Linked DNA regions of Mus musculus: region 1 is linked to region 2. Evidence: chromatin loops called from intact Hi-C (ENCODE). Cell type or tissue: gastrocnemius. All regions are shown on one strand. Links, peaks and the distances in the headings refer to the core of each region. The heading gives the core; the rest is flanking DNA. Region 1 has its middle 94 kb from the start of Otol1. Region 2 has its middle 180 kb from the start of Gm23477.

Region 1 (15,516 bases), core at 5,130-13,129, 300 kb before region 2:
TTCTTCATACCTGTAGGTATGTCTGTACACCACGTATATGCTTGGTACTAGTAGAACCAGAAAGGGGCATTTAATGCCTCAGAACTGGAGTTTAGGGTGGTTGAGAACCTGTATGTGGTGCTGAGAAATAAACTTGTGTCCGCTGAAAGAGCAATCAGTGTTCTTCCTCTTCAGTCCCTTAAGAAGCATTTTAAATTTGATCAACTCTCTTAATTATTCATCCCTAACTTGATATTCTGACCAACTGTACCTCTAGTATTTGGGGGTGGGGAGGGAGGGTCTTGCTACATAGCTCAGGTTGGTCTAGAACTCAAGATCTTCCTACTCCAGCATCCAAAGTGATGAGATTATAAGCACGTGCCACCATGCCTGGCCCATACATGTACATCTTGGGTTCCCAGCCTCCCAGTGGACTGATATGGTCACCTGCTGGGGCATCCTCCTTAGGTGTGCCCTTTCACTGTCTACCAAAATCACTTAGGTCTTGCCATCCTGAGTAGAGCTATGTCCACTCCTGTCTTGCTCTGCTCCATGTAGTAGGTTTTGGATTGAAATATCCAGAAGGGAAGAAAAGGCATGCCACCCCTTTGATATTTATCTTTTGTTCATAGGATAAAGGAGCCCTTATCATCTCATAAAATGTTAATGCCGTGCGGAGATGAAGTCACAAGATGAGTGACCTACAAGATCTCAAGCTGCGCATAGAATGCTTATACACCATCTCCAGTCTTTATTAATTTAGAAACAGACACATTATCTGAACAAAGGTCTCCACCTTTTTTTTTTTAAATCATCAATGGCTTGTTTGGCAGCTTAGTCTCAATTCAGAACCCCGGGGAGCCCTCCTGGAAGGATGTGTCAGCATCTCCAAATCCCAGGAGGGACATGGCTACACTGTACTCTTGAGACTGTGGACACATCCAAGAACACAGTTAGGGATATTCAGCAAGAGGAGAGGTTCAGAAAGAGTAGACAGAAGAGCATAAAGATCCTTGCTCACTGTGGGCCAGGGTTTATGAACTGAGAAGGTCAGGTGCTAACAGGGCAGCAGTGGGAATATGTGTAGACTCAGTCTCCATCAACCACCAGATGGAACAGTGTCAATATTCTCACAGTATGTGCACCTGCCCATTGGTTGCTCTTGGGAATGAGGTTTCCAGGTGATGAGGTAGCTGCCACTGTAAGTCTGTTCAGTTGGCAGGGTGTTGGGAAAGGAAAGACTAGATAAATTTGCCCAAATACAGTTGGGACAAGACCAATAAGCTTGATGGGAGAGTGGGAGTATATGAAATATTGATCTATGTCTATTGAGAAGTGTGTCTTGTTCTTTTCTGTAAGAAGCATGAGCTGTTGGGAATGTTATAGCAGAAAGAGAAATGACAGATTTGGAAGGGGTTTGGAGGTGAGAAAATATCCTGAACAAACTGCCCTTCTGAAGCCCCTTTTGTTGTTTGAGGTGCTGGGGATCAAACTTAGGGTCTAATGTATACCAGGCAAATGTCCTACCACCGGGCAAGATGCCTAGTTCAGAGGACAGAAATCCATATAACACCAAGGACAAAGAAGAGAAAAGACTCATGCTTTCTTGCTCATACAGCTGTCAGTTTTCTCTTGCACCTCAGAGGTGGTGGAGAAAAATTTCCTTATTAATAAAAAGAAGGCCAGCAGAGGTAGCCAGATGCTGTAGGTAGTGCATGTCACAGCACAGTTACTTTAGAGCTTGAGCTATATGAGGGTTATTAGAGCCAAGTTACAATGACTTAGGGAACAAGGGGCAGTTCTACGAGAGGTCACAATGACGTGATAAGAGAGATGGTGTCTTTGGGAAAACCTACTTAGATAGTGATGACACAAGATTATCCCAGTGATGGTTTTTGCAGCCAAGATAAACAAAGGAACGAATAATCCAGTGCAATCATTGGGAAAGTAGAGTTACTTTCTCAACTCTTCTCTCCCTTCCTCTTAGTGAATGGGGATTTTCATAGATGGGAAACTCAGTCATAGAAAGATAAGGTAACACCTTTGCAAACTTGAGTTGAGGATGTGGGTGGGGTTTCTGTTCTCAATGTGCCTATGACCAACCAGTACAGATACAATGGCTCGGGCACTATTTTTTCCGTCATGGTCCAGAGTACATTGCATGCATTTGAAGGAACCACTCTGGTTCATCCAGTTCTAAGCTGCACAGGGTTGGCAGAAACTTTCAAACTTCACTATTTTGCTAGTGACAGTGACTTGGTGGGGAGGAATATAATGATCCAGGCCAGTTAAGTTGCAGCCAGCATCTATTTAGCTAGCAGTCAGCTCCTCCTGCTTCAATACACCTGCGCAGCAGGCTTGACTGAGATGGAAAGAAATCAAATGGCTTGACCTGGCCACCCATCTGCAAAGAGAGGATGGTCACTTAGTCCTCCTTGGGATCTGGCACCTCTTCTTCATTCTGGCATTCCGTTGTTTGCTGCAAACACCGGGTCTCCTGCCTTGTGAATGCAGCTGCAGTCTCTTGCTGAAAGCTTTGCCTTCTTTCACAGAGAAGGCATAATTAAGAACACAGCTGCAAATTGGCTCTTCTCAACAATTTCCCCTGCTGTCCCATAAAATGTGGGAAATATGGGCCAGTACATTGATTAGACAGACTCTTGGGGTTGAATTGTATGTAATCTGCCTACTTCTGGCACTTGGAGATAAGTTTCTGCTCTTCCATTGGAATTTGAAGGGGTGAGTGAGAAATAGCAGTAGCCTGGGTAGTCCTTGGGTTGAACATTTAGGGCATGCAGGGCAGGAGGGCATTATTGATGCATAGTCTCATGTGAGTATGTACTACACAATAAATCCAGGCATCTTGGTGATGACACAGGGTGGCTGGCTCAGCATTAATAGCAATTGATCTGCTTATCTCTCTTCCTCGAGTATCTGAAGAAGCAACTCATTTGTTCTGCTCATCTATGAGATGAAGAGAGAAAGGGGATGTGGGTGAGTGGACCACACTTACTTCTTCTGTTTCAGCGGCATTGTACAGGACAATAGGTTGGCCATGTACCTTGTGGTCAAAAAATATGGACCCAAGTAGCATATCCTCTACTTCGGTCCTGAAAGCTCAAGTCATTCATTCGACCTCCGGGAGACTTGATTTCTCCATTGTGAAGTTGGAGTGATTATGGTAGAATTATGTAGCTGCCGTGAATAACAAATCTGTGCTTGGTCCATAGCACATGTTCAATAAATTGGGTGATCACTCAAATCTTCATTGAGATAAACAAGGTTGTTAAGTAAAGGAGGGTGAACGAGCCTTGTTTCCCCAGAACACTGGAACATTTAAGCGAAATGATTTTTATTACACTGGGGTCATTACACTCAAGGAAGGAAGGGAGAATATTGCTTTAATATAAGTTGTCTGAACAATTTGTATTAAAAAGAACCTGCAACAATGAAACCCCCTTTTACCTAATTCTGAAAGGCAAACAGAAGTTCTCCCTCGGCTCTGACTTGTAGCATTTGTCACCAGCAGAGGACCAGGCACAGGGAAGGCATGGTAAAGACACAGGCACATTTTCTTCCTTTTTATTCTCTTCACTTTGGTTTTCATCCAAATAATGAGCTCAAGAGAATTCCTGGCGGGTGCACAGCAAGCCCTCAACTGAATTTTCCCTCTCCAATTCTCTAGCTAGCTGCAAACAATGCCCAGCTGCCTTCTCTGTAGACTCATCCTGGTAAGTGCCTGGGCCCCGTGGAATATGTGGCCCAGGATTTGAGATGAAACAAGGGTTTGAGGTGTGCTTAGCTTTTACATGACCCCCACCCCTCACCCTCAAGCAATGAAAAAAGGGTGGATGTGTAGCAGCAACTTGCATTGGTGGGGAACGGACCCTCCTGCTGGGTGGCTGCCCTACTTTAGCTCCCTAGGAAGATCCAGCAGGAAGAAAGCCAAGGTTCAGTGCTTTGCACAGGCAGCACCTGCAGATGTGAAGTCAGATTTTAAATCCTCAGAGGATGTCTCCAGCCAGAGAGTGATGCATAAGATTAAGTGTTTCTCAGCTTTTGCTCTCCCTTTGAGCTACCGTCCTCTGCCCTCCATTCTTCAGGTATTCATCAAGAAATGAGCAGGATGGGTCAGAAGACTGGCAGGCAAATAACATTCTACGTGGAATAAAAACCGATAGGTAGACATCCTTGCTGGGACCTATTCTAATGAAAAAGATTACAGTCATCCAAGCATTCACCTGTACAGGGGAGAGGAAGGCTTTCAACCAGGGCACAGTTACAGATTCCTCAAGGCTAAGAAAAAGAGAACTAGATTTGCCAGCCAGGGGAAGTTCTACTCTACAATTTAAGTCCTTATGGATGCCTTTCAAAAAGTCATGATGCTTGTACTGGAGACAGATGAGCACAGGGCACTTGGTTGGTAGGGGTGGTGCTGTTTCACCTTTGCCTCCCTTCCCTCTAGAGAGCAGGCGACACCTCTATTTTCAGTGTTTCTTTTGAGTGATTTCCCACCTGGTGGATTGACAGGTACTCTGATTATCTGCCTAAGGAAAATGAAAGGGTAAACAGCCGGGAGATGAAGATTGACTTACAAGGACTCCGTTAAGAAGTGTGCGTCACACTTGGATAAAGACAAGAGTCGAAAAAAGGACACGCAGGGAAATGTCAGATTAGCACCTAAATGTATTTTGAAGAGGAACAGCATTTTGTCAAAATGGTTGCTTCTTGAATTGTAACGATTGCAGATTGTCACTGTCACAAGCGGGAGATCTATCTGAAAAGACAAATTATATTTCTCTTTTATTTTTTGCTATCTAGAACGGTGCTCTTTAACAGAGGTTGGAGTCATCTCATTTAGCAATCTGTGGTTATGGCCAAGGGTCTTCTTTCTCTAGGCAGTGAATCTGACCAAAGCCAAACTGGGGAACAAAAATAATACAAAAAGAATGATTTAAATTTAGTAAATCATGATGTGTTTTCTTCTTGATGTGTCATCCCCAAACCAGACATCCCCACACCAGACTTTCTGTTCTGTTTAGGCATGGAGGGCTTTCATTAGCACCATTTTGGTTGTTGGAGATGCTCTTCCCACCTTGCATCCATCCAGACCAGAGAGACTGAGACAGCACTTGGAACTCCACACTTGATTCTCTTAGGCTCTAAATCTTCTTGCCTGTAGCCATCCGTTTTCTTACCCGTTCCTTACTTCTTTTTTTTTTTCCTTTTCTTTTTTATTGGGTATTTCATTTATTTACATTTCAAAAGTTATCCCCTTTCCTGGTTTCCCTTCCAGAAACCCCCTATCCCACCCCCTCCTCCTGCTTCTATGAGGGTGCTCCCCCACTCATCTACCCACTCCTGACTCCCACCTTGGCATTCCCCAACACTGGGGCATCAAGCCTTCACAGGACCAAAGGCCTTTCCTCCCATTAATGTCTGACAAGACCAGCCTCTGCTACATATGTGGCTGAAGCCATGGGTCCCTCCATGTGTACTTTTTGGTTGGTGATTTAGTCCCTGGGAGCTCTGAGGGGTCTGGTTGGTTGATATTGTTCTTCCTATGGGGTTGCAAAACCATTCAACTCCTTCAGTCCTTTCTCTAACTCCTCCATCGTGGCCCAGTGCTCAGTCCCATGGTTGGCTGTGAGCATTTGCCTCTGTATTTGCCAGGCTCTCAGGAGACAGCTATATCCGTCCCTCACTTCTTAACATTCATTAAAGCAGAGATCTTGGAGCCAAGTCTCATTATCTGTTATTGGTGGGTGTTCAGTTGACTTAGAAATTAAATGAATGAGGCTAATTGTAGAATCAAGGCCATTTCTTACCCAGGCGTTACAACTTGCATGTGGACGGCCCCTGTGGTAAGGGTGAGACCCCTAGAGGAGGTGTTGATTTCAAAAGGAAGGATCTAGGGAGAGGTCTTTAGGCCTCTGAGAGCCTATGTTTGAGGGTGATCATGGGAACCCCACTTGTCTCTTCATCCTGTTGGTCTGGCTCAAAGTGTGAGCAGATTGTTCTACTGTCTGCCTCCACCATAGTGAACCCAGTGGAGTCACCAAATGTTGACCTTAAACCTTCAGACACAGGAGACAACAGATGTGTCTCTAGGTCAGAAGCAGCTCACATCTGGGGTTTTGTTGTGGGAGTTTGAAGCTGACTGGCAACTGTTATTATTATTATTATTATTATTATTTTACTTATTTATTTAATTTTTAATTTTAGCTATGACAGTTATTTTTATAATGCTATAATACTGACTTGAGCTTTCCTTGGAAGAGAACAGTATCAAAATTTTTCAAAAATGAATTTTCATGTTATTTTTTTCTGTTGTTTGTCTGATTTTTGAAAAAGGGAAAAAAAGGCTGTGGAAAAACAAAACAAAACAAAACAAAACACAACACAAAACAAAACAAAACAAAACAAAACAAAACAAAACAAAACACTGTGTCCATGGCAAGCGAAGGAAGAGAAGCTGCAAGAAATTTCTGGGGTGTATGCTGCCTTTACTTGCTCTGCTATCAGCTGGCTTAATCATTGATGCAGTTCATAGATTAAAAAAATAGTGTGTGTGTGTGTGTGTGTGTGTGTGTGTGTGTGTGTGTGTGAGAGAGAGAGAGAGAGAGAGAGAGAGAGATCTGGGGTCAGAGGTATGTGTATGCCACTGTGTGTGTATGGGGTAGGAAGAACTTTGGGGAGCTGAGTGTCTCTTCCCGTCTTTCCATGGTTTCTTGGGATTGAATTCTTTTCGTCAGGCTTGTATGGCAAGTGCCTTAACCTGCTGAGCCATCTTTCAGCCTATGTGGACCAGATTTTTTTTCTTTTGTGTCAAAACAGAGCCCTTTAAACAGAAGAGCATTGTCTCCTGGCTGAATTAGAAAACAGAGCCATGAGATATTTCAGCTGTATAATATCTGCATTGTTGTTCATGATGTCAAAGCCAGCCGTGGCGGAGAACTCGTCTGTGGTGCAGACAAATGAAGCCATCGATACTCCTCTTTTGTCTGTCCTTGGCCATGACCGACTGCACTAACTTCTAGGACCCATTGCTACGGAGGGAGGAGGGAGGGTGACATTTTTACCATGAGGTGACCCAGAGGGCAGTCTCATGTGCAAGAGGCTCTTCCAAGTTGGTATTTTATCATCCCCTCCCTGCAAGTGAGAACCCCAAGTCCCTGATAAGTGGCCACGAAAAACACTCTGAGTACACTTTGCTTCAATCTGTTACACAGCTGTGTTTGCATCCCTTGGCATTCTATGGCTTTGCTCTCTCTTCACAGGGCTGGGAGGAAGCACAGAGCCCACTAGGCAGGACTTTCCATGTGTGTGACGCTGCAGACTGGGCTCTCAGCCTTTCCCTAGCCCTCTTCCTAGTCACAGCCTGTCCTGATTCCTTCATGCATTTCTCCTTTGCAATGCTTTTCTCTCTCCACTCCAGAGAGGGGATTTTCTTGCTATTTTTCCCATGGGGAGAACTGACTCTATCTGGGTATTATGGGGTGATGAACATCAAGCTTTGCAGAAACGTTGTTAAAATCAACATTTTGACTTTTTTTCAGCTATGGACTTCCGAAGGGGAAAAATGGCTAGAGGTTTCAATGACTATCTGACTTTTGAGTTTGAGACAATGGTATCAGACAGGACCCCTCTGTCCTGCTGAAGGGACACAATGGAATAGATCACGCAGTGTGGGGCAAGCAGGCAGGGGAGGCAGCTGTGATGCTAGACCGCTCAGTATGTCTGTCCTCTTGTTAATAGTACAGTCTGTTCTGAAATGGCTTTCATCTCCCGCCCTCTCTCTCCTCCTTCCTCGGATTGCAGTACACTCAGTTATTCTACTCAGTGCTATTAAGGTTGTGCCTCCGGGGTCCTTAAGACAGTTCTTCCCCCCTCCCAACCTGTGCCAGATCTCTTCACCCGACAGGTCCTCCTGCCTCCAAGCTGGCCCTTGCCTTCACACCTGCTGGGCTATTGGGAACATCATGGTCAGCCTGCTGCATTCCAGAAAGGATGCCAGGCACGCCTTCCTGCAGAGAGATGCTAGGACCAACCGCTTTCATGACCACCTCCTCCACATTCTCTCTCTAGCTTTATGGGCACAGGCTTTAAAGTATGGAGAAACTGAAGCAACGCTAGCTTCATCCCAACCTTTGAAAAGGCCTCTGCGATGCTTACATTTTCAAGAGGGAATGTAAACTGATGTAGAAGCCGAGGGAAGTTCCCCTAAGGGTGCCGAGTGCCAGGGAAAAAACCCCAGTTTCCCCCACCTCCCGCTCTTACTAGAGGGCACATTTGAGAAAGCTGACTGCAGCAACTCTGCTTGCTGGCCAGATCCTTGGCAAAGGCTGATGCTGGCTGCAGCCAAGAGCTGTGTGAGGTTTCAGGACCAGCAGAGGTTTAATAGCACATCCCCGGGTAGCGCAGGTGCCTTGCTGTGGCTCCGGGACATGTGGGAACCACGAGCAAGACCTCTGCATTGGCTACCAGTTCCCAAGCACATCTCTCTCTAGAGCGCAGCCAAGGTCCACTGTGCCAGGCCAGATTGTAATATCCAGCCTCTAACCGATTTTTCAGGAAACACCTTCAGTGGGTATGGGTAGAAAAATCATCTGAATGTCCTTAAGGCAAGCAGGCAGCCTGCTGTGTGGGCTGTGCTCCACAGCCCACACAGACTTGTCTGCAGCAGATTCTTCCCTGAGCTGTCACTCCTGGAAATTTATGCTGCACTTTAGGTCCTCCCTTGTTTGCGGTACCAACTATGGATGCAGCCGCTTGACTCCTCATTTTGCAGATGAGTTGCTTTGAAGACTGGAATTAAAACACAAGTGTCTCATGAGCTCGTAGCCATGCAGGAGCAGGAGGAGCAGGAGGAGGAGGAGGAGGAGGAGGAGGAGGAGGAGGAGGAAGTCTATAATTGGAACTCATCTTCATTTTCTCTCCCTAACTCCCCTTTCTCCTCTACTGTTTCCTTGGTCCACCCTGACTACATCTGTCCTTAGATGATTTTGCTCTGACCATGTAGATTCACTTTGGTAGGAAGTGTAAGTATTGTCTCTGTCAGTGCTGTGCGAGGAAACCTCTGCTTCTAACTTCTGCTTCACTCCAGTTTGGTAGCCATTGTAGAGAATTCGAAAGGACGCGAGGTTTTAAAATTTTGCCTCATTTTAATTCTCTAGGTTGAAATAGAAATAGAGGAACTTGTTACTAAATTTTATTGGATGGTAAAGCGTCATGGATCAATCCACTCATTTCACACCAGGCTCAGGGAGGCGATTTGGACTCATCCCCGGACACACAGCAATTTTTCCAAGCCATTCAGAAAGCGAGTTAGCAGCTTTCGGCCACTAAAAGAGTATTGTGGTGGTCATTGTTACTCTGGCACAATGCTAAGACACATTTTTTATTAGCATGCTGTAATTGTAAAAAACAAGCTTCATTGTGACAACTTCATAATGCAAAGCATGTATCATGGTGATATTTGACACTTCGTCTTTCGGCTCTGTTCTGGCTGGCTTTCCCTCCCCCATTTCCTGTTTTAGTCCCCTTGGCTCCTTTGTTATCTTTTTCCTTTCCTAGTTTCTCTATATAAAGAAAAATGCCAACATACTGTTGTTAAACTCTTGCATCTTAAAAAAAAATGAACCAAACCAGAGAACGCTAAAGTAAAATCACATATTGTACCATGCTGCTTCTCTGTATGAGAAAAACTGGCTCATCTAAGGGGCAAACATTGGTAAAAGCCAACCTGCTAGTCCACAAAGGGCCCTAGGTGGCGCTGTTGTATAACTTCTGAAACTGCAAAATTCAAACTCAAAAATCGAAAGCGACGGAAACCCACTTTTCCTATTTCTTAACTGTCCACCTCTAACGGCTTACTCTTTTATGTCCAGATCTTTGAATATCTTACTTCCCGGTAGAAGGGGAAATAAAATTCTCTCTGTGGATGCACAAAAATAGAATTCCTTATGTATGTATGTAGGTAGGTAGGGGGAAAGCCCGACTGCAGTTGTGCTTTAAAAATATCTTGAGGCATCATGCAGATGAAACCCTCGAGGAAGTTTCCACATGTATTTCTAAGTGCGGAAGGTGAAATCCTGCGGGGATGTAGCTCACCAATGCTCAAGGGCTGTCCTCCGAGAAGACGTTTATTGCTAAACACCATCTCAGATTCCTGAAGTCACGAGGCTTGGTCAGAATGTCATTTTTGGGAGAGGCCGAGGCCACACACTTTGCAGACTATCAGTACATCCAGGTTACAGGCAAGGTTTGAGCGTACGGTTTCTAGTACCTAAAGGGTACATCCAGAGTTGTGTATAAACAACCCACTAACTTAGCTCGGGGAGCCCAGACCTAGAATCTTTTTTGGTAATAACGCTGTTCTTTCTCCAGGAGAGGACACCTCATATAGACATTCAATAACGCCTTGTACCTTGTAATTCCCTTAAAAGTTAATGAACGGGCTAAAATGAATTTTAATAAGTGCTAATTAATTGCAGTTTGTCTTCCGATTTGAAGAACAAAGGCACCCCCGCAGTATTTGGCGGTTTCCTCGGTTGTTTTGAAACTACTTAACAGCAGATGGCAGTGTTGCTCTGTACGTGGCCTGCGGAGGCTTGGCAAGAAACTTCCCACAATCCTTTTCCAGCAGAACTCCACAAAGAGATGCACCCATGATTAAAGCCTAGATGGAGACAGAAAGCAGGGCACAGGGAAGTTCACAAAGTGAACTCAAAATATGGGGGTAATTTCATCCTTGTATGATTTAGTTGAATCAAATTTTACTGATGTGCATCACAACCATGTATTTAAATTACATGGCCAAAGAATTTCAAATAATGGGCATTCTGTGTGTGTGTGTGTGTGTGTGTGTCGGGGGGGAGTGACAGAAAATGGGGAGATAGGCACAGATGTTATTATAACATATTGTGTATAGATATTTACATATACTAGTGATCCAACCAATCATGCATCCATTCATCCATCTGTCCATCTGTCCATCCATCCATCATCTGTGTCTACCAGTCTACCTACCTATCATATATATGTATATTATATTTATATACATTCATTCATTCTGAGGATGACCAGAATTGCAGTCCACGTGTGAAATCTTTAGGTTCAGGCGCATCACTTAGGCGCTCAAGCTGGAATTTTCTCGTCTTGGGAAGAAAGTTATGAACTAAGGGTTTCCAGCATCACCTCTGACTTTGACATTTGTGAAGTCTGCGAACATTTCCATATTCTCTGGCACTTTCTGCACCTTCAGAGTTGACCAAATAAACTCTTGTCCTTCAAGTCACACTGACCTGGGTGAAGTCACAAAGCTGGATTATGCTCAATGTCATATCTTATTTGGCTTTTGGATGCTATTTAGCAAGACTCCTGTCCAAATGGCAGGCAGTGGTGACCAAGGCAATTAGGGAGATTGATTTAGCATGCATGATTTCATTTTCTGCTTCCTACGGTGAGAGATGAAGGGCCTAAGATAACCAAATTGGACTTAGCCAAATTTAGACATCAATTTTTCAGATTGTTTTCATGTTGCAACAGCACTTAAGGTAAATTTAAACTTCATTATTTTTTAAAATAACTTTTTTCAGAAGAGTTTTCCAGGTATGTGAAAATCACTTGTCCCTTCTAAAGGTTTCTTTGTCTTTTCTACATCAGTTTATTGTTTAAAAAGATTAAAAAAATGCATCAACTTTTCAAATAACATTATTTTTTCTGAGCCTCTTGTGTATTTGGTGTTCTGTTACACCAATCTGTTCATTAATTTTAGGTTGGTTCATTTCACTGCTGTTATTTTAATGTCACATAGAGACATTAAAATGCCACCAAATAATAACCTTGAACAAAAAATATGTATGGCTGAAACGGCTCTGATATTTGCTGGATATTGATTCCCTAATTGGATTAAAGTCTGTCTTTGACAGGATTCCAAGAAAGCAAGAAACAGCTCATGATTCAAAACTGACTGGACCTCATCCCAGTGACCATGGGTGATGCTCATTCATTCAGCAAACTCTGATTGAGGGTTTGTGGTGGGCCTGGCTCATGCTCTTGGCAGTGCCTGTGCAGCTATACTCTTGCTATAGGGCAAATCGACAGAAAAAGAGGCATGAGTCTTGGAGTTCATTCCTGTCCATCTCATGTCTTTCTTTCTTAAGGAGGCAGAAAAGCCCTTGAAGACCTCTGGGAGAGCTGCAGTGGCATGTGGCTCAAGATAGAATGCTGAGGCTTTCTTCACGATGGGCATGGAAGTGTAATGTGGCACCAAGGTGACAGCTCTGGACATTAAGAGAACTCTGGCTCAGCTTCAAAGCCTTCATAACTGACACCTGAACTTCTATGAAGGTGTCTGGAATAGTAGCTGATGATTTTTGAGGTATTGAGAGATGTCAGGAACACTGTAAGTCTTTTGTTGACAGGGTCATTACAGATATTTAGGTAGCATGAGAACAGAGATGCTTAGTTCAGAAAAAATGAGCTGTTTGCCTTGTTTTTTTCTTACAGTTAAGTTGTTTATGCTTTTCTTATGCTTTAATATTGTTTTAGTATTTATTTGTGTATATGCGTACATGTATCAGTCAGGCATATGCATGTGTGTGGGGTTGCTCTTAACGGGTGTCAGATCATCCGGAGCTGGGTTTATGAGTGTCTATCAGTCTGTAACTGTGCTGGAAACCAAACTATGGCCTTCCGTAAGAATAGCAATCACATTTAATGGTTGAACCTTCTCCCTTGATGCTGTCTCTGCTTTTCTAACATTCATGCAGATGAAGAGTGCTAAAACAACCTGGGAGGTTCTTGTGTCCCTTCTTGATCCCATCTCAGGTCTTCTGCACCTGGGCACAAACATTCTGACCACTTACCAAACAGCAAGGGCTTTAGGTAACTTCATTTAATCCTCACAACAACACTATTGCCTAGACATACCATTGTAGTTTTATCGAAGGTCAGAGACGTTGCATCTCAGAAGCAGAAGTATGAAATTCCGAAGTGTATGCTGTTGTCGCTAAATGAAACCAACCCCACAGGGATCCACATTATGCGGGTGAGAGGTCAGTCAAGTTATTCTGTACAACTTATACTGAAGCATGGCATTCTTTCCCTGGGTATTAACTGCTGAGAGATATCACAGAGGGTGATAAGACTGGTGCTTAAGCATCCCTGTCCACCTTTTCATTGTTAAGATTTATGAATCTGCTAATTTCTTGGCAAGTCCAAAGCACGGCATTGCGGCGTTTAGTCCTCTGGAGAGGCAGCTGTGCTGTGAGCTCAGGGTATCTTGGCTTTCTTGTGCCATGTTAATTTTCTGGTTCTTTATCTGTTCAAGGTGCTAAAGAAGCATTGGCGTCTGGCTGATTTGTGAAGACAGTCTCTTGGAGGTGAGATCCCAACTGTAGAATGCAGAAAGATATACAGATGGTGTTACGACTTGATTGCCATTTGTCACGTCTGTAGCCATTTCCAGAGTGCTAATGTCATCTAAAATGGAAGTTTAAAGCAACAGATTAAAGGTAAATTGTGTCAGAAGAGTAAAAGAGTCATTAGAGACCTACTCTTGTATGGCTTACTTCATAACTAGAAATAGCAATGGAAAAGAGATAGCCATCGTAAGAATTACAGTGGAATAGAACGAACTTATGCCCAATGGAACCTACTCATTTCCTTTCTTGATATGATGATCATGAGATAGTGCTGTAAGAAGAGTTAAATTATATCCTAACAATAGTTCCTTAATTCGTAGGTTAAATCTAATATTCTATCTATCTTATTACAGCTTTTAACATGCTACGAATAAAGTTGTCAGATTAACAATACCAGTTGAAGCTGTTAAAATGAATATTTAACATGGTTTCACTACACTTTCACAATACACAAAATATTCTCGTCTTTACAATCTACCTTGCAAGGCTGTGTTTGCCCCATGAGAAGACTACATTTCAGCACTTTCAAGCTATGGAAAGATCGTTCAATGTCAAGAAGAATGGAAAGATGAAGCCACATGAATCTAGGTGTAGGATAGCAGATTAGAAGCTGCCTCCCTGTGACTTCTTAGAGATAATTAAAATAACAAAGAATAGAGTCTATTTCAAAGACAGAGCTAAAAAGTACCAACAGTCACAGGGAATGGGGACAGAGGGATAGTGTAAAGACACAGACATGGAAAGGATTCAGCCCTGGTCCTGGGGAAGGGGACTGCACACCCAGCAGAGGAAGGGGAAGCAGAGGTGCTGCTTGTAATCCAGGCAGCCTTAATGAAAAGAGACTCTGTAGGTCTTCCTGGTCTTCCTGTGGAGTTTCCTTTGTTCCTATCCCCTTTGAGAGCCACCATTTTTCCTCCTATTCTTCCATAAGAATCCCCAAGCTCCATCCATTGTTTGGCGGTGGGTGTCTGTCTGTCTGAGTCAGTTGCTGGATGGAGCCTCTCAGAGGCTCCTGCTTTTGTCTGCAAGCCTAACACCTATCATTAATAGTGTTAGGGACTGGTGCTTGTCTTTGGGATGGGTCCCAAGTTGGGCCAGTCATTGGTTGGCCATTCCCCCAGTCTCTGTTCCCTCCCCTGTGTCTGCATTTCTTGTAGACAGGATAAATTTTGGGTTGAAAGTTTTGTGGGTGGGTTGGCATCTCTATTGCTCCACTGGGGTTCCTGTCTGGATACAAGAGGTGGCCTCTTGAGGTTCCATATCCCCAATGTAGTGAGTCACAGCCAAGGTCACCCCCAATGATTCTTTGGTGCCTCCCTTGTCCCAGGCTATGTTTCAGACTGGCGAGCTTGATAAGCACACAGCCCTCTCAAGCCTTGAACCCAGCGTGGGTTCTGGTAAGACAGTGATGTCTCCACAGTACAAATAAATCACCCGTAGAGAGAATTCCAGTTCGTCTTCTAGTGGTGGCTGGGTGGCATCTGGCTTGAAATTGAGCCATTGTGAGAGTCTGAGAGCAAGGAACAATCACAAGCAGGGGACTTGAAGTAAACTTGCCAGAGCCCCGGGGTGAGAGAACCATGGGAAGAAGCTGTGGAAACTGGAAGGCTCAATCTTGACAAATCAAAAGGATCACAAACAGGACGAGGCTGAGTCAGGGAAGTTTAGGATGGAAAGTGAACCCATTGTTGGGGGCTAGTGGATGACCTCTGGACCTGAGAATAACTTTGGAATGATAACCCTGGGTCTGAGACCACAGGTAGAGCAGTCTCTGGGCACCTTACCTGCCCTAAGGTTCAGTGCTGTGGAGCCAAAGAACACTTGACACACTCAACTAGGTTGAACTGGGTGCTTTATTTATTTTTATATTTATTAATTAATTTTTAAACCTGAAAAACTGTTTTCATCCAATATATTCTTCCCTTCTCTCATCTCCTTCCAGATCCTCCCCACCCATCCAACTCCAGGTCTTCTTTCTCTCTCTTAAGAAAACAAACAGGCAAGTAAAAAAGACAGACAAACAAGAGTAAAATAAGTGAGCAAGCAGACGAACAAGACAAATCAACAAAAAGAAGCAAAGACAAAGTACTTAGACATGTGTGTGCAC
Region 2 (15,516 bases), core at 4,417-12,416:
ATACAGCCAGAGTGGTTATGAAACACTAGAGTTCACTTCAGACTTCCTGGCCTGAGTGTCCACAGTTTGGATTAAGTGATCCGCAGTTTTAAGGAACTATCACTTGTCTTCATCCCCAGGAGACATTTGATAGCATCTGCAGAAATTTCTAGATGTTAGAACTGTAGCAAGGAGGTGGTAGTGGATATATGTCACTGGCTTGCTATGGATAGAGGCTGTGGCTATTGTGAACAATTCTATGAAGGCTCTCTCATAAACACAGAGCAGAGTACACGCCCAACTGCTACTTGTGCAGAATTTGAGAAACTTGTAACTCAGGATAGTTTGAGAATGATTTTTCCCCCCTAGGGGTAAGTCTGTGTGTCTCCATTTAATCAGTCATTTTATTTGATTTCAATTCTAAAAATTTAAAATTTAAAATTTTCTTTAAAGGTATAACGATGTGGGCTGAAGAGATGGCTCAGTGGTTAAGAGCACTGACTGCTCTTCCAGAGGTCCTGAGTTCAATTCCCAGTAACCACATGGTGGTTCACACCTATCTGTACTGGGATCTGATGCCCTCTTCTGGTGTGTAGGAAGACAGCTACAGTGCACTCATATACAAACAATAGATCTTTTAAAAAGGAGATATAAAGATATAACACGTTAAATATGACACTATACTCTAGAGTCAATTCTGGGTATTTTTAAGTAAAGTTTGTCCAATTTCAAGTTAATTCTCCCACTGAAAGAATAATAATCAAGATGAGATTTCTAGCTAGTTGATGCTTGCGTCTTTAACCCATTGAAAAGCTTTATTAATTCCTACTGGATGAGAGGTTAATCTGACATTAGGAAGAATCAGACTCAGAGAACATTAAAAACACATAATTCAGTTTTATTATGTTCAAGAACACAGTTCTCTTTTGTTGATGGAATTCAGGGAGAGAAAGTTAGTCTGGGCATCTTTAGGAACTTATTTTTCTGCATACACAGTCATTTATAATTAGCCATTCATTGTTTGGGTGCAAACGCTGCTGTTAAAGTGGTGATTGAACCAGTGTTCTCATTTACTCTTCAGCAGAAGCACTGTTTACACTATTGATTTGCTAACGAATCTATTTTATATTATAATGGTGTGGGTGCAAAGCCTGCCCAGTGCTTCTAAAATACAGTAAATCCTTAGAGTTCTTAAAGATGACACACAACCCCTTCGTTATTCACTTTGCTTTCATTAAGCAGAGAGATTTGTAGAATATAGCAGTCACCCTTGTAATATGTTGAAGCTGTGATTTAAATTTAACTTCATGAGGTATCTCTCGGAGATGTTCACACTTTTAATGATATCTGGCAAGCCTCTAATGAAAGTTTTTCAAAGTAATAAGATGGAAAAGAAGCACTGGGATATGCTCACGTTGGAAACTGAAATCATTTTGGCTAAATGCATCAGATTAGAGATTGCCCCAGTCACTGATTGCAGCTATTAGGTAGTCCCCTCATGTAGGAGAGCCAGCTATTGATTTTTGAATTTGAATTTCTTTCGAAATAATTGATTTTTTTTTCTGTTGTGATCCTTATCTCAGCTTCTAAAACTTAGAGGAAGGGGAAGTTCCTCTTATTTCAGCTACCTGAACCAGCTACCTGGTGTTTTGATTAATTTTCTTACCCTTGCTAACCTAGAAATGAGTCACATAGAGTATTCATAGGATACATACAATTAATGAGTCCCATTGTGTAAACATGGAGGGAGAAATGTGCTTCAGTCACAGTCAATGTTTGATAGATTCACTTTAAATAACTCACTTCCAATATTTAGTTCCTAGAATCTTGCCTTTATTTCTGTATTCATATATTTTTCATTATTCTACTACCCACAGTGAAAAGCACACATGGAACATTGACTTAATACTAAATATGAGCTATGTGAAAGAAATAAACACCTGTTGAGCTCCCTCACTTTATTAACATCTTAGATTAAGGACTACTCTATGGCTAGATTGGGAAACTTTATTTAAATGTCAAGTAAGTAATATGCGTACCAACTACAGGTTCCATGTGTCTCAGAGCAAGCGCACTCCGGATCAGCTGGACATCACTCTGGGTGTTTTGTTAATTGAATGTAGGTTTATGTGATAATTTGCTAGAACCACTTGCCTCACAGACGGCAGGGCAGTTCTATAACTATAAGTTAAGTTTGCCTACAGACAATGAAATTACAACAACGGCTTGAGTCTTCAAAAATGAGCTTCTAGTGGTTGGGATATTTTGCAGCATTGTGCATTAACAACCCTGACGTTCCACTGAGCTTCAGTGTATGGAGCTGATGCTAGGGGTGTGTTATAGGGTATGATGGAATGAAGTATTATCACATAGCTTAAATTCGTCATGCCCTCCACTCCAGGTAGAGTAGACAGAATGCTCCAGCCCTCTAATTACATGTTTGGTCATTTTGTTGGACAGCCTCCATGCTGACACTGGAGTCCCCTCATTAAAACGAAAGTATTCCCATCTCTAAGGAAATTCCAAGCAAATTTGACACATCTTGTCATAAACTCAAGACAAAAATTAGATAATTACTTTACTGTGTCCCAAGCATGTATTATAAAAAAAACAAATTGGATTCAAAGGGTTTTTTATGGTATGCTTACAATATGGTAGTTATTATCTTAATCATAAACCAATTAAAATATATCTACCTGCTAGAGTGTAAATACAATGAAAGTCTTCAGGTGGATAGAAGGCATTTATAATAACCAAATAAGGGAACAATTATCAGAGGGATTTTAATGCATTGTGAGAGTTATTCAGACCAAACAGATAGGAGGGACTAGGGGTGAAGTTAGAATTTTGAAGAAGGCAGTGGTTTACTTGAGAAATCTTCTGTAGAGTAAAGGAGTGAGTGTGTGTGCGCGTGTGTGATCTATGGGAATACTTGGCAGGAAACTGTTTCAGTAATGAGGACTAGCTCTTGAGACAAAAGAATGTTTACATTTTGGTATAGCAGCAGAGAACAGGATGTTTTAAATAGCTTTTCAAAAATGTTGACTGAATTTATATAAAAGTAAGGTCTTACAATGAAATCAGTTTGCTGTAAAATAAGAACAGAAAAAAACCTTTTTGTTGCAAAGCCATTGAGTTTTCTAAAGACAAAGGACTAACAAAGTCCAAAGTTTATCCTGGAGGCTGCTGGCTTTAGGTATTGTTCAGGCTTTAGGTTATTCATCTCAGTTTTGCCATGATTGTGATAATAAAGAAAATATTTTTATATATTGAACTAACAAGATTTAAAAGCTTTGAAGGAAAATTTGCCTATAAAAATGAGTTATATTTATTATAAAAAAAAAACTGTGAATCACTTTTGAAGGTCCAAACTGGAGAGTGAAGGAAACCAAATTTAAAGCATAAACTCTGGATATATATACAAAAAGTTTCATGAAAATCTTAAAACACCCATAAAACTCATTGACTCTGGAAAAGGCAAGCTGGCACCTACACTGAGTCTTCAGCTCTACCTTCTAGTGTCTTTGTAAGGTAAGGTACTGTGTAAGCTACCAAAATATAAAGATTAACACAAACTCAGTCACAAAACCTCTGATATATAATCTGTCCTACCTGCAAGATATGCTAGGGCAATAGTGTCACAAAGCTTTTGGAAGAACACAACCAATGTCTGATTTGAGTTAAGGCCCAATGAAGGATGAGAAACCCATACTTGGTGGTACTGATTAACAATTGAGAACCAGACTAGATAGCATAGAGAATCATGGTAAAACCAAATAATATTCGTTTAAAAGGTAATAAGTAAGGTAACAGTAAAACGGCTAACCACACTATTCTGCTATACTCAAATATCACTACCGTATTCATCCATCATCAGAGAAGCTTCCTCCTGTAGCAGATAGGAACAAGTAGCTCTAAATAGGATATTCCATCAAATCTCTCCCCTCAGAGCTAGGGAACCCTTTGGCAGAAGAAGAAGAAACAGAAAGAGTGTAAAAGTCAGATGGAGGATATTGGGAGAACAAGGCCCTGTAAATCAACTGAACAAAGCTCATATGAACTCAAAGAGACTGAAGCAACAAACACTATGCCTACATAGGTCTGCACCAGGTGCTCTGTGTATGTATTATAGTTTTCAGTTTAGTACTTTTATGGGCCTCCAGCATGTGTGAACAAGTGAGTCTGATTCTTGAGACTTCTTTTAGTGCTTCATTTTCTCTGTTGACTGTCTTTGTCTAATTTCAATGTGATAGGTTTTTGTTATCTTATTAACACATACACACTCAATACACTCTAAAATTGGGTAGTTTGAAGGTCTTTTACAAAGATAGTAATATCCTGCTGTTCTGTTGATTTGATAAATAAATCTGTATTTCCTGAGTTTTACTTTCTTGTATTATCTTATTTTACTTTCTTGTATTATCTTGTTCTGCATGACAAATTGAAATATAAAATGTGAGGCATTAGTAAAATATTGAAGAACTTCATAATATTAGAGAGTGTCCCTACTTTATTAGCTGTAGTACAGAATTAAATATATATCCATGTACTATGTCCCAAGCCATAATTAGTTTATGTCTATTTCGTTATATATATATATATAATTGGAGAGAGAATTAATGCATAGAATAGCAAAAGCACTAAAAGACTTATAGAAAGTAATATTACTAATTATTGTTACCAAAATGTAATAATAAAATGACTTACATTAATAAAGAGTTTTGAAAATAAGAAATACAAATGCCTAAGAGAAAAAGTAACTTTAATTCACTTGGTGTAAACATAATGTTAGAGGCTTACTGCTGAATAAGCTCATCCATTCTAGCTCTGGCTGAACTCTGGCTGGCTGGTTCAACTCAGCTGTTCTAGTCAGCTACTTGCCAAGGTGACTGATTCAATCTGGTTTCTCTTAGTTTCCCACTGAATTTCTCTGCTTGGTTTCAAACTAACTCTAGCAATTTGTTCTAATCTTCTGGTTCCTTCTTAGTCTCTAGCTTCAACACTGTCTGGTACACAAACTGAATGGAACTAACTTAATTCCATTGTACTGCCTCCTGCACAGACTGACTAAATTGAACTCAATTGATTGAACAAAACTGACCTGAATTCAATTCCATTGATTACATTCAATCACACCAACTCCCAGCTTCTTAACTCTGAGCTGCATCAAACTAACTGTTTGAACTCAACTGACCGACTAGAACCCAGATATCTGCATGCCTCTGTCTACTGAGTGCTGGGATTAAAGGTGTGTACTACCATGCCTGGACCTATTTTTTTTGTTGTTGTTTTTGTTTTGTTTTTTTACCTGAAACTTTCTCTATGCCAGGATTGCCTTGGGAAAACAAAGGTCTGCTTACCTCTGTATCCTGGGATTAAAGGTGTGTCTGTGTTTTAATGGAATCACAAAGACCTAGAAGGTCTTTGTATATGATCCCTTGCCAGAACAGCCATGTTGTTGGATTAAAATTCCTCTACATTTAGGAAATTTTATAAAGAGTCTTCTTTAGCTATGAAAACATGAAGATGTAAACCCTTTTAATATTCCATCTCATCTACAAAGAATAGATGGTCGAGAATACAAATTATACAAACGCTAGCATGGTTGTGAGATAAGGAGAATCTTTATAAATTGTTACAAGAGCTAGTAAATGGAAACAGCCAAGATACATATCAGCTGAAGAACGGATAATAAAAATGTAGTTTAAATATATGATAGAGTCTTATTTAGCTGCAAAGGGAAATTGTGTAAATTAAGGTAAAAAATAAAAGTGGGGAGAAATATACTGTGTGAGTTGACATAATCTTTAAAAAAAAAACTGAAACGTATGAACTCTCTCATATTCAGATCTACCTTCAACTCTTTATTTGCTTGCTTAATTTTGAATAACTGTGGGAGCCTAGAGGCTAGAAACTGTACATGTATGGAAATTCTTACGGAAAGGGAAACAGTAGAAACACTTAAAAGGAAAGTAGAGAATGAGATGATAACATTTAATCATGAAATGGGGTGTGGAGCTTGGGGAAACGAGAGGGCTAAAGTTGGATGTATTAACTAAAACTTAATGGTGTATGTAGAAGCAATTTAGAAATCTACTACCTCGAAATCCAAATAAAAAAAAATAAAAAGTCAAAATAAAGGAGCTGTTCTGCATGGCTAGACACTGTTGCTCCAAGAAGCAGTGTTGGAGTCCACCAAAAGACCCTCACTTACAAAGACGACAGAGATTGACATCACTGAAAACCGAAAGAGGTTTGTTGTTGTTGTTGTTGTTTGTTTTTTTTGTTTTTGTTTTCCCCAACGGGTTGGGGACCTCCCCCGCCCCAGCACACAGGCAAGAGGAGAGTCCGCAAATGAACAAAGAACACACTGTTTATATTGTGTAAGGGGCAGATTTAGGCAACAAGGCTAGCTGGCTTATTCTGATTGGTGTAGCAAGTAACCCTTTCAGGCATTGGTTGGTTTACATAGGGTGACTACCTTTGGCCTAGTCCCTCACTCTGCCTGCCCTTATGTTTTTTTCTCAGCATTGTTTTGTCGGCCAGCTTTCTTATCTGCCTCTGCACTTGTCCTGCTAGTATAGTTTGGAAAGTTGCTTCAAAGGGGAAAGTGGCTGAGTGGTCTTGAATTTATTTTGGATTCTACATTTCCTCCTTTTGTCTGGTGCGTTTCAATTCTGAAATGATGTCTCACATTGTTGCAGCTGCTGATATTGTTGTCTGAGCACCAACAGTTGTACTGTACTTAAGTCATTAAGGATGCCTAGGCCAAAGGTTAAGAGCAGAAGTAGGATAAGAAGGGGTAGTAAGCAGGACTAGGTAGGGACCCTTCCAGCAAGGCTTGAGGGTCTGGGTGCGATGCTGGCACACGTAGATCAGATCTCCAATTGGAACTGGTGGGATGTCTTTGGGGTACCAGCTCATTTGCTGCAGCCAGTTGTGACTAGACTTCCTTCTGCACCACCTGCAAGCATTTTAACCTAGCATATAGATCATTATTACTACAACATGTGGGTTCAATCACATCATTTAAGACAGTGAGGGGCGCAGGAGCCCCATAAAGGATCTCAAAAGGAGTAAGACTGAATTGAGAGGGAGTATTTCTGGTTCTAAATAGGGTGAGGGGGAAGAGCACCACTCAGTCTGTGCCAATCTCCACGGTTAATCTTGACAAGGTCTCTTTTAGGGTTCTATTCATCTTTTCTACCTGTCCTGAGCTCTGAGGTCTGTACACACAATGTAGTTTCTGTTCGACCTAAACACTTTGCTACCCACTGGCTTACCTGGGCAACAAAGGCAGGGCCATTATCTGACACTATTGATTTTGGCACTCTGAACCTTGGAAATTTTTCTTCAATAATCTTCTTGATGACCATCTGAGCAGTCTCATTTTTACAGTGAAAAGCTTCTACCCATCTCAAGAACATATCCACAAAAGCCAGAAGGTATCTATACTCATATTTTCCAGGTCTTACCTCAGTAAAGTCTACCTCCCAGTAGACGCTGGGTCTGTCTCCTGGTACCTCTTCCCTGGAACCACTATAGTGCGTCAGACATTGAGTTTTTGGCAGGGCACACACTTGTGCACCACCTGCTCCACAAGGTGTTTTAAACCTGGTACATGATACTTAGTCTTGGAGAATGTCTGAATGAGCTTGCTTACCCCTAAGTGAGTCCACTGTTGCATCTGTTTGATCATAGCCTCTCCTTGTCTTTGTGGCAGGATTTTCTTTTCCCTGGAGGTGTACCACAGTCTCTTATTTTTGTTAATATGGTGACTGGAATCTCTGGAAATGGGGGCTAAGTCTTCTGCTATGTAGGTAAATTTGGGCTCCATTGCCAGGAACACCAGCAGGGCCACGACTGCAACCACTTGTGCTTCTCGATCCACCATGTTGTTGTCCGTTGCTATCATGGTATCTCTCTTCTGGTGACTAGGAGAGTGGATGATGTTTACCTTGGCAGGGTAATGGAGGGCCATCAGTAGAGCCAGTATTTCCTCTTTGTTCCTAATTTCTTTTCCTCCCGATGTCAGTAGACCCCTCTGTTGATATATGGCCCTATGGACGTGGGCTATGGCAAAAGCATACCTGCTATCCATGTATATGTTGAATCTTTTTCCTTTTCCCAATTCCAAGGCCTTAAGTGAGGTCAATCAGTTCTGCCTTTTGGGCCAATGTGTCCTCTGGCAAGGCCTGTGCCTAGATAACTTGGTGTCTGTCTACCACAGCTGCTCCAGCATGTCTCCTCCCTTCTTCTAGATAGCTGCTTCCATTTGTGAGCCAGGTAACATCTGCACCCTCTAGTGGCTGGTCTGTCAGATCTTTATGCCACCCATGTGTCTCAGCAAGAACTTGCTGACAGTCATGGACAGGGGGCTCTAAATCTGGGTCTGGGAGCAGGGTAGCTGGACTCAGACTTGAGGGGGGCAAAAATGACTCTATTGGAGTTGAGCAACAGAGTCTGGTAATGGGTCATGCAGGCATTGGTCAACCATCGATCTGGGGGCTGATGGATCACACTCTGCAGGGCATAAGGAGCTGATACTACTAAATCCTGTCCATTATCAACTTGTCCGAATCTTTGAACAATACTGTAACAGCTGCCATGATCCACAAACAGGCAGGCCACCCTGCTGCTACTGTATCTAGCTTCTTTGACAGGTAGGCCAACGGCCTCTTCCAAGGATCCAGCTTCTATATTATCACCCCTTTTGCCATCCCTTTACTCTCAGTGTTCTTTTCCTTTATAGTAAGCACATTCATCTTTAGGCAAAGGCTCTCTTGGTTGCCTGGTACTGTCTTACTAAGCTCTCTAGTTTCCCTGACTACTGTGGCCAGTATTTTATACAAGTTTCTCTCATGTCTTTTATCATTTTTTTAATTTCCTGGCTTCCTGTTCCTTCTGCTTATTATTTCTAAGTGCCAGCATTATCAGCATGTGCCATCTTGCCAAGCTCTAGTCTTTGTTATTTACCTTTCTTTGCTCCTGTTTTCCTGGCTGTAATAGAGACCTCATACAATGTTCTCTCTCTCCCCATCTCTCTCTCTCTCTCTCTCTCTCTCTCTCTCTCTCTCTCTCTCTCTCTCTCTCTGTGTGTGTGTGTGTGTGTGTGTGTGTGTGTGTGTGTGTGTGTGTGTTTTCCTCCGCCTTGTCTTTGCTTCCTTTGGATGTTATCCAATTATCATGTCCCCATCCTGTCACCCATCTTCCCCCAGAGTTTACCTCTGCCCTGGTTTATCCTTCTGTCTCACTGCACATCTCTGATTCTGACTCTAGTCTCTGTCTTTGTCAGCCTGTCCATGTTTCTCACCACTTGTGCTTTGTCCTTCTGCCCATAATGCTTCTTATTTCTATATAGCAACCCTTCATCTTGCCTACCTCTCCTCACTGTTAATCTCTCCATTTGCCACTGTCATCTATCTCTCCGGAGTCTGTTTCTCATTAGTCTGCTGAAGCTTTGCTCTTCCTTACCCTCTGGATCTTGCCTAGATTCTCTATGGGTTTAATCTTTCTCTCTTCTTAGCTTACTTCTTAGCAGCACTTTCCTTCCTTCCTTCCTTCCTTCCTTCCTTCCTTCCTTCCTTCCTTCCATCTTTCCTTCATTTCTCCTCCTCTATACTTTCTTATCAACCTGCATAACTCTCTTACTGACTTGTCCTGCAAACCTTTTAACTTCTGTAACTTCCTTTTTCCTTAGTCAGATTGGTGGAGCACTTCCCAGCCCCACAGAGATGAGACCTGCCATTAGAGCCTGGCGATAGGCTTTTAGGTGCTCCTTATCTTCAGTTGCCCTCCCATCTTAGAGGGCCTCCCATCCATGCCCAGGACATTCTTCCTAGCCTCTAAGAGAATTCTCAGCCTTTCCTCTCAGTCAGGTGCAGAAGTGCCTCATGGTGGCAGCCTCGAGTGCCTTGCTCACTCTGCCTAGCTCTGCCTCCCCCCACCTTGCACTGCAGCACACCCCAGAGGTGAGCACAAGGGGGATGGGAACAGAGGAGGGGTCTCCTGAGGAGGCCAGGGAGCATGGTGCCTGTTGCCTGGGTCCCATGCCAGTGGTACTCTTGCAACTGGCCACTCTGGGCAGACATGCCTAAACTCCCTCGGCTCTGGGTCTGATAGTCCATCACCTACCTTGAGCAACAAGATATTTTAGTCTCTACAGGGTTTATTTCATGCAATCAAAGATTCTCCCCTTCCACCCATTTTGTAAGAAGTTGTCTCTGTAGACATCTATTCCAAAAAAATTAAATAAAAACTGTCTTAGAACTTGGCTTTGGAAATAGGCTTTTCTAATTGCAGCAATACATTGTCTATTGATGACATGTTCTCATTACTAGAGGATAAATTTTACTTTAGAAAAATTTTTAGAAAAATAAGTCAGTTGAATGTATATATTAAATGAAAGAGTTGACTTAGTAAATTTTAATTTTGATAAAAAAAATTGGATCTGATTTACCTGGCTATAAGGCTTTAAATTGGTTTCTAAAACAGTTAAAACTTGGCCTTACCAAATGAAGAGCTTAGAGTCTTCTATACCTAATGGCCTATAGCATAATAACATTTGGTATTTAGTAAAATAATCAGACTTGTTATACTTAAAATAAATTTTATCAACATAACAAAGCAATATAATTCACAAAGATATTTATATAATGTAGTTGAATATTGCTATGCTTATTTAGAAGTTGGTTATTTCTTTTATGGAACAATTAATTAATCAAAATAACTGAATACTTCAATAAAAGTTCAGATTTTTATACAACAAATATGTAATTATGCTTCTGAGAGTTATGCTTTTACTCCAGAGGTATTTAATTTCAGTCAGTTGATGACTGAAGAGAACCACTCTGCATTTTTTGTAAAGTTACTACCATATGCTCTTATCAATCACATTTGGATAATTAAGACTGGAGGATGGTCAACTCTTTTCCTTCCAATTTTACAAAGATGTAAAATTCGTTTAATTTAGTCATAAACTTGCTTTGTGTCAGCTCTGTGTCAACTAGGATGCTAGGGAATTAATAGAGAATAGTATCGTGAAACTGCATTAGATATACTGTGTTATTCCATTAAAACTGTAAATAAGACAACACGTCAGCATGTGAGGAAGGAGACAGGCCTTACTTGCAGTTTTTCAAATATCATTGATATGAATTTAAAATAAGACTCAAAGGGGAACATAAGGATAATTTATTGAACTTAGAGAGAACAGCAGACAGGTAAAAGGAAACCTAGGCAACAGCCAGGAGGAGGGAAGGGGAAAGGAGGGAGGAAGAGAGAGAGAGAGAGAGAGAGAGAGAGAGAGAGAGAACAGAAAACTACAGTTCTTTTTTTTTTTTTTTTTTTGTCTTCTTGAGACAGGGTTTCTCTGTATAGCCCTGGCTGTCCTGGAACTCACTTTGTAGACCAGCCTGGCCTCGAACTCAGAAATCTTCCTGCCTCTGCCTCCCAAGTGCTGGGATTAAAGGCATGCGCCACCATGCCCGGCTAGAAAACTATAGTTCTGACAGAACACAAATAGAAAGAATTCACAGATGGGTACACAGGAAAGAACAAAGAACTGAACTGCCTATGTCTTTGATCCTTATAGCTTCTATTGAAGAAGCACAATTGTGTTTCTTTCAGAGTGACATGTAACTTGAATATGACAGCAATGAGCTGTGTTTTGGAACAACCAAGAATGCAATGTTTAGCTTTAATGTTATTTGGTTTAGCCTTTCAGTCAGCTAAGAGTCTCTCTTAGTGTATTAGGACCAAGGATGTACCTAAGACAGGAAGGGATAACAGCTAATTTAGCTCCTTGTGATTATATCACCTTCCTATTTTGCTAAGTTGTGAGTCAGAGTGAAGTCCTGAACATTGGTTCATCTTCAGTCCTATAATTACTTACAAAGAGCTCAGGCAGTTTTAATATTCCCTAAAAGGCCAGAGATGCTTATTTCTCATCTAGCTGTGGAAAGATAGTTAGTACTTAAAATAGAGTCACAAATAGCCCAGCAATTGTCCACTATAGTACATGAAGTACCTATTTTTAATTAAATTAATTAATCGGTGTAGGTGGAACTATGCCTATGTGCTTGTCTAATGATGAATGTGTCCAGCACAGAGGTTGACAAAGGGCTCTTTCTTCAGATATTTTCCATTTCATCTTTTGAAAAAAGGGATGCCACTCAATCTAGGGTTCCCTGATTCAGTTAGTTTGACTGGAAACTGAGCCCCTGGGACCAGCTTGCCTCTCCTCTCCCTCTGGCTTCCAGCTCTGGGTTTGTAGATTCTTACAACCTTACCCGACTTTTATGTGAGTTCTGTGCATCTAAACCCTGGTCCTCATTCTTGTGTGTCAAGCACTCTATTGACAAAATTAACTCCATAACATCTTAAATTTTTAAAATTCCTTTTCTATTGGGCCTTATTAACTCTTGATTAGGGAATTTGTGTTCGAGAAAGCCTGTCTATGGCATCCTGAGACATACGCATAGGTCCCCAGTGGAGGCTGGAAGTTGATGGCTATAAAGGGCTCCTTTATTTCCCCTTTTGCTGCCTAGCACCCCATATCACAGGGTCACATGTGGATATCCTGTGCTGTCAACAGCTGGTTTTCTTCACACAAATTCACTGCTATAGATAGTGGAGAAAGGACAGAGACCATCCTGTTGAGGTCCGGAAGCTCCTGCAATCTCAGCCTCCATCTTATCCCTGGGCAATGGACATCATCTAAGACTCATTTGCTTCTTCCACTATCTTGCTTCCATTCCGTAGTAATTGACTTGGGACATTTTACAACATGGGCATTCCTTCCTTTTACAATGAAGGCACTTCTTTCTGGACCTTTTACAATGGGGACATTCCTTTGATGTTAATGTATTACTTAGCATCAGTTTGGCCTGTAAACCTGAACAAATACTGTCTGTGGTTTTCAGTTTTATAAGCCCTCCATTTTCCCAAGAATAAATGGGCTTGAACAGGATTTTTGTCTTGCCTCCTTCCTTCAAATCTCCTGATCCCAATTTGTCCTTGCAGCTCCCTGTTGTATTAGTCCTTCAGGTCAGGGCAACATCTTATTTGGAATAACTGGGAAATTTTAAAATCAGCCTTAGAAGGTTTTTGTCTTAATGAGCTTTAAAAGTCATGGAATTATTTAAAACAAATAGGCAAGTTGGAAGGATATAAGAGGTATTTATAGACTGATGACTCTGTCTATAAGTGATAGCTTAAGATCCTCTGGATCTTAGAGGAGGCTCAGACTGGTAATATAATTTGGGATGATTTTGAAGACTACCCTGCTCTTCAAACATGGGATAGATTAGACATTGAGGAAAACTTGTGATAGTATTAGAATTCTGTTTTGAAGAGATAAATATAATAAGATACATCAGAGCAAGGAGAGGTCAAAGACAGAAAAAAAGATGGTGAAAGAACCAAAATTTAATGCACATTTTTAAAAAACACCAACTTCACAATGATTGTCTTAAAACTAGTTTAATTAGTCCTCGGATAAACTTTCTCTCACTGTAATAAGATACCTGAGATAATCCACTTTAAAAGTGAAATAATTTTATTGGTATATGGTTTCAGTCCATGATTGTGTCATACAGTTGCATCTGGGCCTGTGCTAAAGCAGCATATATGGCAGGAAGAATGTAGCAAAAGAGGCTGGTCACCCCATGTGGCTGAAAAGCAAAGAGGCTGAGATGGGAAATTTCCAAAACACAGATGTCTCCCTAAAGGGCATATTCCCAGTGGCTTACCTTCCTTCTCACTTTCTTCACATCCTGTTAGTTTCCCACAGTGCTGAAGAATGGTGACCACACTTTCAGCACATGGCCTTTGTGCAGATTTCAAGGTCTAAACCTTAAAAATCAGCATTCAATTAAAAATGACAGATTATTAGGAATAAAAACAGAGGTATGGGGAAAACAATAGTTATATCTTGGTGTGCTATTTTTCATAAATGTTGAGACTATGCTTGCATATGCAATATTTATAAAAGAGGCTTTAGAGATAGGTTTTATTTGTACTTAGCCATGTAAGAATTTGAGAAATCACCCTTCCAATAGTGGCAATACGAAAACACTGTGCAAACTAAATAATCACATCTCAATTTGTATCTTCATAAAAGGGAGGACATAGAGGAAAACTTCTCCCCAAAGTTGGAGAAACAAACAGGGAGAGAAAACTCAACATGTACCAGAGTAAAAACTCATGGGTGGATGCCTCCGTGAAAGCTAGTGTTGAGAAAGTAAAACTTGTACTATAAAGGACAAACTCAGAGAAGATCCTAATGGACTAGTTTGAGAGTTAAATCTATAAGGGCCATAGCAATAGAGAGGCTTCTGTACTTTTTTGAATTTTCCTTAATAGGTTCTCATAAGAGAAAAGTTCCTGGCAAAGAGAAGAGAAAAATAACCATTTTGAAATGAACCACAGCATTCTATTTTACACACAAACCTCTTATGTCAAGATAATCTACTTTTACTACAGATTAGTTTCAATGAAGGCCTTCTCAGCATCTAACCTGCATGCAATAAAGGAGATGATAAACTTTGGGCATTTATGGACATCTATGCCCCTTAGTATGGGCAGGAAGAGCACTAAAGTATACTCAAGTAGTTAATGACCCAAGAACACGCACGAGCTCCCCTAAAACCTGAGACCCAATCATGGGAGCATCCCCATAGATTCCTGCTGCAGTGTTAACACCTCTTTTCACTGTAGCCTCTACTAACTGATTAGAAAAACTGAATTGCATACAGTTCCTATTATGACAATGTTAACTTGTCAATAAAATATTTACTAGGGGCTCTCTGTTCCTCCCTATTTCAGAGACAGCCTTATCTTTTCATACAGTGCCAATAGTCACTGTGGTGAAGGTTGATATGAACAGATTTGGCCATATTGGGCACCTGGTTACCAGGGCTGACTTCTGCTCTGCAGTTGGCAAAGTGGAGATTGTTGCCATCAAGGACCCCTTCATTGACCTCAGCTACATGGTCTACATGTTCCAGTATGACTCTATCCATGGCAAGTTCAACGGCACGGTTCAGGCTGAGAATGAGAAATTCGTCATCAACAGGAAGCCCATCACCATCTTCCAGGAGTGAGATCTCGCTAACATCAAATGGGGTGATGCTGGTGCTGAATACATTGTGGAGTCTATGGGTATCTTCACCACCATGGAGAAAGCTGGGGCCAGCTTGAAGGGTGGGGCCAAAAGGGTCATTAACTCCATCCCTTCTGCTAATACCCCCATGTTTGTGATGGGTGTGAACAATAAGAAGAAATATGACAACTCACTCAAGATTCTCAGAAATGCATCCTGTGCCACCAACTTTCAAGGTCATCCTTGACAATGTAAGCATTGTAAAAAGGCTCATGCCATCACTGCCACTCAGAAGACTGTGAATGGCCCCTCTGGAACTTATCATGATTTATTATACCCTAGATTAGTGAATCTTTTGATATAGGAGAAGCTCTTTAGGTGACAACACAAAGATAGACAAATGGTCAAGAAACTATGGAGTGTTCAGTCCTAGA

Evidence for each region. Hi-C counts contacts between places; a loop is a spot of excess contacts. Peaks named below come from ENCODE experiments on the same cell type or tissue, not always from the same donor. Only the 100,000 strongest peaks of a DNase experiment are listed, where the experiment ranks them.
Region 1: it touches region 2 in a loop (11-fold over the local background); 11 of 42 quality-filtered maps call a loop at or near these places.

What each region holds. Positions count from the first base shown.
Region 1 is chr3:70,094,351-70,109,866 of GRCm38, forward strand. No RefSeq gene overlaps it. Among named protein-coding and RNA genes, the nearest start is that of Otol1, 94 kb to the left of the region's middle. In gastrocnemius, for the core only: CTCF peaks have their summits at 9,753 and 10,549 (motif pointing right); DNase peaks (open chromatin) are centred at 7,284, 7,949, 8,428, 9,752 and 4 more places; H3K4me3 peaks cover 989 bases; H3K27ac peaks cover 346 bases.
Region 2 is chr3:70,398,476-70,413,991 of GRCm38, forward strand. It overlaps the pseudogene Gm6631. Among named protein-coding and RNA genes, the nearest start is that of Gm23477, 180 kb to the left of the region's middle. In gastrocnemius, for the core only: a CTCF peak has its summit at 8,286 (motif pointing left); a DNase peak (open chromatin) is centred at 8,276.